Regions from separate parts of the Homo sapiens genome. Here region 2 is linked to region 1. The links are chromatin loops, found by intact Hi-C in ENCODE. Cell type or tissue: IMR-90. All regions are shown on one strand. Each heading gives the region's core, and the rest is flanking DNA. Links, peaks and the distances in the headings are about the cores only.

Region 1 (5,394 bases), core at 263-5,262:
AGAGGGAATGGTCAGTGCAATAATAGCAGATTCAAGAATGTGCACCTGGCCAGGCATCTGTGACTCAAGCCTGTAATCCTAGCAGTTTGGGAGGCTGAGGTGGGAGGATTGTTTGAGTCTAGGAGTTCAAGATCAGCCAACACAATAAGCAAGACCCCATCTCTGCAATAAATGAAAAAATTAGCTAGGTAAAGTGATGTGCACCTGTAGCCCCAGATAAAGGAGAAGCTGAGATGGGAGGATCACTTGAGCCCAGTAAGTCTAGGTTGCAGTGAACTATGATCATGCCACTGCACTCCAACCTGGGCACAGAGTGAGACCCTGTGTCAAAAAAAAAAAAAAAAAAAAAAGGTAAGAATGTGTACCCTTTCAGAAAAAAAAAAGAACAATTGACCCTTGAACAACGTGGGGGATAGAGGGTTAGGTGGTTATGAGTACCACTCCCTACACAGTAAAAAAATCCACGTGTAACAGTTGACTCCCTAAAAACTTATCTAGTAATATTTCACTGTTCACCAGAAGCCTTACAAATAACATAAATAGTTGATTAACACAGATTTTCTATGCTATGTGTATTATATACTGCATTCTTGCAATAGAGCAAACTAGAGAGAGAAAATGTTTTTACAAAAATCATAAGGAAAGAAAAATATATTTACCGTGAATTAAGTGGAAATGGATCATCATAAAAGTTTTCAGCCTCATCATCTTCCTGTTGAATAGGCTCAGGAGGAGGAAGAGGAGGAATTGTCTTGTTGTCTCAAGGGTGGCAGTGGCAGAAGAAAATCTGTGTATAAGTGAATCCACACAGTTCAAACCCAGGTTGTTCAAGGGTCAACTGTCGTGCTAAATATAACCTTTCTCCTATAGTGTCACATGCAGTAGAGAGATAATTTAAAACAATATTATTCAAAGAGAGAGCTTAAAGTATTGTACAAGGAAGGTCATTATTGACCTTCAGTATAGTTCCACTTTGTGATAGGGCCTAAAGCCAAAGAATAATAAGTGTTTTAGGAGAAATACAAAATATACCGTTAGTATTTCAAGATATTCAGAGATGTAGAAAGGAAGTAAGTCCTGTTTAATGTGTAAGCCAGATCCACAAAAGACTTTTTAATACTCTGAGTTACTTGTATATCCTATGATACATAAGAAATTTATTTTCTTGCACTGAGTGTTGAAAAATACACATTGACTTGAACTAAATAACATCAATTTGGGCAAAATGTAAGCAGAGACAATTATTTTTAAAAATGTAAAAGTATAAAAGAAGCCAAGAATACTTAATGGAGAAAGGCAACAGAAGTTGGGGATGAAGAGGGTATCACAAATAATATTACAGAAAATAAATTGGGGATATAATAATAGTGAAAAAGGAGAAACAATGTAAATGTAGTAAGAAATTCTAGCTATGCAAGGATGGTGTGGCTGGAGGATAGGGTTTGTCAAGAAAGCAAATGTGTAGAAATTCCTGAGAAAGTGCTGGCAGTTTGCACACATCATGGAAAGCTGAGCCAAGGTTGGATAACATGAAATTCTAATGCGTTGTAACAAAAGGAGTCTTCACCTATTTTGCTTCTCTTCGATTAGGTTTGGAAACCGAGGGAGAGAAGAGTACAAAAGAAGTGACATGTAGTCAAGATCAATATCAAGCTTTTTTTCCCTTACTTCTGCAAGGATCATATGCATTCACAGCACAGGGTGCTGAAATAAATCACAGATAAAAACTATGGTTGGGGAAGAGTCATCTGCATGATAGTGAAGTTACCTAGATTGAAGACAGAGGTGGGATTTTTGACTCTATTGCAAGTGGAGTTTTTGAAAGTATTATTAAAAAATCTGAACTTTAAGCATTGTGTCCATTGAAAGATTAAAGGGAGTCTCCAGGCCATTCCAGGGAATGAGGCCGCTAGGTCCTGTCAGTGTTTTGGAGACAGCATTTACTCCTTGGCAATAACGGAGGGATTGAGCAGAACATCCTGGGGTGTTATGGGAAGTGTCCCCGGGAGAGCAGACCAGAGAACAGGGTAGCTTGCAAGGACAAAGATTATAAAATCTCAGCTTGACCAAGCCATAAAGCTGCCTGACTTCAAGGACCATATGAGCTCAGATCCTGAATCTTTCAACAGTGATTACGAGGGGCTGAAACAGCTGTACTGCCTGCAGTTTTCAGGTACCATAAAAGTAAATATCACGTACACTTCTCTTTACCTGAAAAAAGTCAAACTCATTACTTTAAAGTTATACCTTGTATTGAAATTTCCTAAAAAGAGTGGTTTTCATGTCTCCCCTGGAGGTTATGTATAAGTTAAATCTAATATATTGTAATATGTGATAATGTAATTGAGGAACAGAAAGTAATTGAAATTCACTAATGAATTAATCCTTGGAAGACTACTATAAGATACAGAGGGGATAGATATTGTTTTATCTCAGGAAAAACTGAGGCATTGAGTAGCTGCCTATCTAAAGCCATTTAAAAAAGAAGTTGAAAGCTATAAATTGTAGATGATTTTATATTGTACCTGACCTAGCTCTGAAAAAAAAAAAATCAAAAGAGGCAGATTCATGCTTTCCAGGCATGCCCGGGGAATGATGGAGGATTCTCTTTTTATGTTAATCCATTCTCTTTGAGTCAAAAGCTGACAGTGCACAGACAACAAAGGGACTGCTAAGTCTGCTGTCCAAAAATACTCACCACAATTTGTCAGGCTTCACATTATACATGGCTTTTTACACATCGCTGGCCTCTAAACATAAAAGATCCTGTTGGTTTCCCTAATTAAATAGAGTGAGATCAAAGGTTCACCAATGTCTATCTGACTGTCTCACGGTATTCCAGAACTGAAAGCAAATAAGAAGTGTATGAAAAATGTATCAGAAGTTCCAGAGATTGAGCTCTCTTTTTGGTTTCTTTACCTTTAGAAAAATAAAAATAAAGCCAAGGCAGCCTCTGAATGTTGCTCATATTTCTTTTGTTGGTGTTTTTCCTTAACTAGATAATTGTTTTGTCCTCACAGTTGGGGAAGACTGAAGTTCAGAATATAGAGATACCAGACATTTCATCTGTGTAGAAAAGATGACATTGCATTAGGGTCCAGAAATGCTATAATGAATATTTTCTAGGTACAAAAAAGACCCTGACACACGCTTTTTCATAAGCCAATAATATATAATAGAAGAAGATGCATTAAAATAAAATATGGCTGGTCTTCAGTGACTAAACTCCTACTTTAGAATTGTGAATCCATCCATAGATTGTTCACAATGGAGTTACTGTTTACAGGAAATTCCAATGTCAAAGAGATGATCTAATCCTGATTCCTTTGGGGTGAGTCAATATTGATTATTCTCATTAGGGGAACAATAAGTAATGGATTTGGAAAAGGCCTTCTCTTTTAGGACTATTATGCTTTGGCTGAAAAAAACTTTGAAAAAAATTCTTAAATATCTAAGGAAAATGTGCTAGGATGTACTCACTACATCTTTCTCCCTCCAAACATATTTAATTATTCCAAGATTCATAAAGATAAAAATAAAATAAATTTGAAATATTAAATAAATAACTTTTATCTAGTAGATGTTTTGTATCTGATATGGTCTCTTATATGACTCTAAACATACTTCAAAGACCTTCACATGGGTTTTCTATGTAACATAAAATAGGCTAACCAAAAGTTTAAATGACAAATAATTATCAATGAAAGGTTACCAGGAAAAAAAAAGTAAATGCTTGCATACTTTACTAAGCAACAAAAATTACTTTCTTCAATATGCTCTTTATTAAAATGTAATAAAAATCTATCCTGAGAACCAGATGGTAGATGACATGATAAATTAAAGCCCTACATAAGCGCAAATAGAAAAAAAAATAACTTGCTGCTGACATAAATGACATTTACAATATCACATGTTTTTTCTAATGAATATGAGATGATCTTGATATTGCAAAAGACCTTTATTCCAGAAATGAAACAGCTAGAGGAGAAAAAAGTGAGGCAGCAACTTGCAGTTCTATAGAAATAGCAAATGCTATCTATGACCTATATATTACAATTTGAAAAAGAATATTTGAATAGTAATGAAAAATTGACACAGCTAGAAAGAATACTGATTATTTTTCAATTAGGATGTTCTCTTATTCTTTTATTTCTATTTGTCTGACATGGAATAAAAATAAATTATGTGTCTAATATATTTAATACTTACCTAACTACCTTGATTCTGGTCAAATGCGCTCCAAATTATTATGTTAATATTTTTATGATTATGCCACAACTTAACTTACCAGCATATGGAAAGGTCTAAGTAAGTGCTTATGAGAACCTATGACATTCTGGGTTATCACAGGCTTAATTTGAAATATTTCTCCACCATTTACCAGCTGTATGATTTTGGGCATGTTACTGAACTACTGAACTACTCTAATCTTTTGATTTCTTTTCCTAAAATTGGGGATTTCATTAGTATATATGCTAAAATAGTAGATTTAAACAGGGTGATGTAAACAACACTTAATAAACATCTGACACAGGGTAGACTTCAATAAAGCATCAGTCATCATTATTATAGTTCACAGGTTATAATAAATACGACAAAAATGTAAATTAAATACTTCAACATTAATTGAAGGCCATTTGCTGTCTCAGTTATAAGTCTCATTTCTTAAGCTAAAACATAACCTGTTTTGGCAGACTCTTTTCAACAGTTGTTATTCGTGCCTGGCTATGAAAATATTAATGGCTGTGCATACCAAACAGATCTCAACTATCGCCATGAACCAAATATATAAACATTTTAGGAATTGTTTCTTGTTAGAAATTGCCAATAAACTGCTTATTGCTTTGCAAATATTGGACCTGGGAAAATAATGCTACATCTACTAAAACCTTACAGGGAGTACCTGATGGCCCATTAATTACATAAATGTGGAAGAAACAAACAAGAATTGTAGGACCTTAAGAAATCTGGTCATTATGCATGCTCATACCAAGCTTAGAAAGAGGTAACATTTTGAAAAAGAAAAATAAATAAATAAATAATATTCTTAGATAAATTTTAGATTGATCATAACAAAATGTAATAGATAGAGAGCTATGAAAATGAGAATATTTAAACTGAAAGCCCATATTCAGTTAACCTTATCTCAGTAGTAGCACCTTTTCTCACCTAAGTATATGGCAGTAACTAACTTTACTGGTAGACTGTCTCAGTGTTAAAAATAAAGTTGAATGCCAGCCCACGTCAACAAAGTCATATATATTGATATAAATTAATAATAGGAGAGATTTTCATCTTACCTAAGAATTTGAACTCAACATTTTTGCAAACATTACATTTTCTTGGCATTTGTAGAGTCAAGATGTGAGGGTTGAGTCTGGGAACTAATCTCAC
Region 2 (5,394 bases), core at 86-5,085, 730 kb after region 1:
CAAAGTCAAAATAACAGTGATTCCGCTCCTTGCAGAATATCCCAGTTGAAGAGAATTTGCTTTCTCTTTGGCACAGAAAGAGCCCTGAAGTCCCAATTTAGACACAGCAGTTAAGAAGTTGAGGGCCTCTGAATTCCTGCAGGTTCTCACTCAAGGTGATATTTAGGGTCTACCATTGCAAATTAAAAGATCAACTTAACTTGCATGGGAGAAAAGTCATCTCTGTCCTGTAGATGACTTCTCCAAAGACATAGAGAACTCACTAGGGGATCATACACAGGTTTGTCTGTATAACCATCACAGGCAGAGAATATCTTTTTTTAAAAGTCTGGCTCATTTTCCTTCACTTACTAGAAAAAGAGTCTCTGAGAGTATGTATTAAAGTATTTATGTTAAACACCGTTAAAATACACTTCCAGTGTATTTATTAACAGAGAATTCAGAAGCATTAGGCCTCCTCTACAGATGTATCTTCCTGTTGCATCTTTAAGAAAGCAGCGGAAGATGTTTAAGACCATGAGTAATGTACTCAGTGAAAAATGAGAAAAGAAACTTATAGGCAAAGCAAAGAGAAACAAATCCTCCGTGCAAAAATGAAAATGCTATTTTTTTAAAAACTAACCTATGATTTAGAAACCATCTGCAGAATAATCTTGATTGTGTCCTCAAGTAGAACAACAAATCCATTGAGTTTAATCAAACTCAAAATAATTCTAAAGAGAAATTAGAGATGTATACAAAAGAAGCTAAACAATACAGTATAGCATCCAGGTAAAAATATTATATGCTAATTAATAAACAATTGTAGGGGACTTCATGAACTGTGAATGAAAAGATTAGTGTGAATCTTTATGCAAAATGCTTAAATCCATGTTAAGACGAACAAACTCTTTAAAATGTAAAACCTACACATATAAAAATATGCAGGAAACACAATATGCTCTTTTAAATATTCTTCTAATCACATGATTATATTTTAATTATAGTTTTCATTTGTTGAAAGTATATTCAAATGCAATATTTTTCTTTTCTTCTGGATAACAGTCTTCACTGCCTTATTTTCATCTTAGGGTGATTCAGCCTATAATGATTTAGAGGCCAAATGTTCAAACTCTTTTTAACAGATTACTCACGATGCAATTAAAATTAAATTATGTGCATAAAATTGATATTTTAATCAAATCATTGCGTATCTCCATAGTGGTTTAGCAATAAGGAGAAAAAGACTGGCCTGAAATTCCCAGGATTTTGTCTTCCTTGCCCTTTGGGAATTTCTTTCCTTTTTAGTATCCTTAACAGATTACTGTTTGGCGGGGTCAGAATTCCCATGAATCATATTTAAAGCAGTTCCAGCTTATTTTGAATATTTCATGGACGCTTCCTGTCTCAGTCCATTTTCTGTTGCTCGTAACAGAATGCCTGAAACTGGGTAATTTATAAAGAAAAGGAATTTATTTCTACAATTTGGAGAGCTGAGAAGTCCAAGGTCAAGGGGACATATCTGGTGAGGGCTTTCTTGCTGGTAGAGACTCTATGCAGAGTCCCAAGGTGGCACAGGCCACCACATGGCAAGGAGGCTGAGTGTGCTAGCTCAGATCTTTCTTCCTCTTCTTATAAAGCCTCCAGCTTTACTCCCCATGATAACTCACTAATTCATTAACCCACTATTTCATTAATCCATTAATCCATGCATGAACCTCTTAAAGGTCCCACGTCTCAATAATGCCACACTGGGGATTAAATTTCAACATAAGTTTTGGAGGGGATAAATATTCAAACCATAGCACTTCCTCTGTAGCTCAGCCTCTAACATAAAGAGATAAAAGGGCATTACCATGTCCAGTTTTAGACCTTTGCTCTTAGAAGAAAAATATTCACTTAAGGAGTAGAGTAAGCCTACTATAATTATGTTTCTTTTCAAATCACCCTGATTTGTTTCTCTTGTTCTGCAGGAATTATTTTGTATCTTCCCATTCTTGACCTCTATGTCAAGTGACTGTTTCAGACTTCACAACTTAGGCATCACCATTTAGCTTCTACTTCTGGTCTTACACTACTTTGTTTCTCACTCTTTAATTAGAAATGGTTAATTTGACTTCATGTCTTAAGGCAAGGAGAAAATGAGTCTTAAACAGTATTAAGCTCCCATAAATATTTCACTTTATGCTAATTCCTGTGCTTCCAGCTGAGCCGTTTGAAGTTCTCAAAAAAGTGTTTCTGTTCCCCTCAATTAAATACATAACTGGAAAACAGTAAAATAATTATCAGTTTTACTACCCTGCACTTTATTTTCCAAGCTTTCATTCTGGACGTTTTAAATTTTTCTTCCACATTTTTCTTCCACTAACCCAACCCAGTGTCATAGGTGCTGCCTCCAGCCTGGTTAGACTCTAAGACCCAGGCTTTGGAGGAATCTTAGAGCTCCCTCAAGTGGACATACGTTTAATGCACCCTTAATCTCTACAAAACGTTTTTGGCTGCACCCTCGGTCCAGGACAGGAGTATTTAACTGTCCCAATTTAGAAACATAAGTAGTTTCCTCTTTAAGCTAAAAATATTCTGAAAAGAAAGAAAAGTTCAAACAAGTTTGCAAAGCAAATGGATTTGAGTGGCCAATGAAAACATATCAAGTCAGGCTTTTTAGTTATTGGTTTTGCTTGTGAGAATGTAACTTGGAATTATTAATTACAATATCATCTATTCATTTGGATAAAATGTTATCTGTTGAGGAAATTATAAATGCAACACTTATATGGCACTTATGCTATTGCCACATGTACCATACACCAGGCATTGTTCTAAGAGTTTTCCATATATTAATTCATTTCATCCTCACAACATTCCTCCAAAATAGGTCCTTTAATACTCCCCGTTGTACAGATGAAGAAACTGAGTCACAGAGAAGTTAAATAACCTTTCAAAGGTTGCAGAGCTAGAATATGGAAGAGCCAGTGTGCAAACCCAGGCAGCCCAAAGTTCACTATATCATGCTGTTTCTTACCATGCAATGAACAACTGAATATACAAATACACACACACGCGTACATAGACATATCTCTATAAACACACTTATATATGCACATACGCCTTCACATGTTACACATCCACACACATATACACACAAATGCACACATATACACATACAGAGAGTATATATTATAAGGAGCATATTTTACACAAAAAAATAAAGTATAAAAGCTAAAAGAGAAGAGAGATAAATTACAAACATTTTAATCAAAGCTTTAAAAACTTTACTTATCCAACCTGGGCAACATGGCAATGCCCCGTCTCTACAAAAAAAAAAAAAATACAAAAATTAACCGGGCATAGTTGTGCACACCTGTAGTCCCAGCTACTCAGGAGGCCGAGGTGGGAGGATCGCTTGAGCCTGGGAGGTGGAGGTTGCCATGAGCCAAGATCATGCCACTGCACTCCAGCTGGCATGACAGAGTGGGACTCTGTCTCAAAAAAAAAAAACAAAACAAAAACTTTGCTTATCATATTTCCTTGTTATTGCTTATCATTACTCATTAAAATTTCTGGTCATCTCATCTCTTACTCTAATTCACTTACTCTGACCTTGCTTCATTAAGACCATTGAAAGTTTCTTTCCTGTGTGGCTACGACATTTGCTGTTTTTTCTACTGGAAACTTCCGCCAGTTCTTCCCATGACTGGCTCATTGTCATGATTCCAGTTTCTTCACGGAGAGGTCCTCCTTGACTTTATAAAACACCCACCGCCTCACTCTCTACTACTCAGCATCCCTTTACCCATTCCACTTTACCTCCATAGGCCTCACCAATGATTCAAAAATATATTACCTGACTATCATTCACTTGCTTCGAGTGTGTCTCCTCTACTAGAACGTAAATTCCATGAGGCAGGACATGTTAGGAACTCAAAAGATAATTCTCAGTGAATGATTGAATTATTACATGTTCCATTCTGATGGCTTTTGAACAAATGAAAAATTGTGATAATAGTCTATATCTCAAATACATTTTTTTCATAATGTTTTTCTGTTTAAAGTGTGTTCTTAATACTTTGACTAAGTATCAAATTTTAAAGTCTGAAAATATTTAAATGTGTAGCCTCATAACAATTGTATTTAAAGGTTTTTTTTATTCTTTATTAACATGTTACTCTTGCCTGATGTTGTAACAAGAACTGATGATAAACTAGATGTTTAAGTACATGCAAAAATTGTGCTAAAATAGTACCAGAAAAGAAAATTTGTAAATCTGTAAATTTCTATAAACTGGGATAAAATCTTAAAAGACTTTTTCTGGTTTTATTCATGGACTGTGTCACCATTTTAGAATCTTATCACATATATGGAGTGTATGTCTGCTAATTAAGTCATATTTAGCAAAACCATCAGAGATTGATAATGGGAAGGTATCCACAGAGTAACTACCCTAAAAGAGTGTTACTAATAACTAGATGCCATTTTCCTCATACTTGCCATTCAGCATCCTATACAGCTGATAGGTGGGGAATCCCATCTCCACCTCCACTCCACCACCAGGTTCTCACTGTAAATCATAGAATGTCCACATTCCTTCCTTTCCACTTCTTTGCTTCTCTTCTGTGACTCTTCTCACTCCCTACCACAAGTATTTCATCAGTTTTTATAAAAATAGACCTTTCTTCTTTTCTAGGCTCCAGACCTTCTTTCTTAGGCCTCTATTATTATATTGATTAGCTCAAATTATATACATAAACATATACATACATATGCATGACACATATGCATACATATATACATGCATGCACATATGCATGTGTATATAGGTTTGCACATATACATACATACATATATACTCTTTATGATATTGAAGCTACTTTAAAATTAATTTCTTGCTCTATTAGCCTAAGTAACTCAAAGCATCCTGTCCCCAAGCACTCCATTATCCACAAGTGTGTAATATGAAGGCCTCCCTGTGGGGGTGAGGGAGTTTGCCATACTGTACTCAATATCATCAATTAATAGATGGTTCAACCTATTTTAGATTTTGAGATACTGAGCGAGTTGCCAAATATCCAGCTGAGAAGACCATGGGGTAGAAGAAAATTTTTGAATCACCCATTCAATCCTAGATCCTACTACCATATAATCAATTTCTTTAGGGTTTAAATATATTTTTATGATACCATATAATTTCATCTTTTCTATTCCTTTTTCTTTTTTTTTTTTTTTTTGCCTTGTATGCCATTCTTTCAAGCCCAAAGTTAGAAAAATTCCATTTTTTTCAGTCAATCCATTACATCAGAGGCAACACCAACAAGAGTAATTTTGTGATTTGAGTGGCTTTTGTGTGTCCATAAGAAAATGTTGTTTTGTGATTTCATTTCAAACTCGACAGTTATATAGCTATCCTCCATTCTAATA

What was found. Hi-C counts contacts between places; a loop is a spot of excess contacts. Peaks named below come from ENCODE experiments on the same cell type or tissue, not always from the same donor. Only the 100,000 strongest peaks of a DNase experiment are listed, where the experiment ranks them.
Region 2: it touches region 1 in a loop (2.1-fold over the local background); 2 of 110 quality-filtered maps call a loop at or near these places.

The regions. Positions count from the first base shown.
Region 1 is chr5:30,502,462-30,507,855 of GRCh38, forward strand. No RefSeq gene overlaps it. Among named protein-coding and RNA genes, the nearest start is that of CDH6, 690 kb to the right of the region's middle. In IMR-90, for the core only: no CTCF peak of the experiment used is centred there; a DNase peak (open chromatin) is centred at 3,290.
Region 2 is chr5:31,230,050-31,235,443 of GRCh38, forward strand. All of the region lies in intron 1 of CDH6 (cadherin 6), which reads left to right. Among named protein-coding and RNA genes, the nearest start is that of CDH6, 39 kb to the left of the region's middle. In IMR-90, for the core only: a CTCF peak has its summit at 2,426 (motif pointing left); a DNase peak (open chromatin) is centred at 2,402.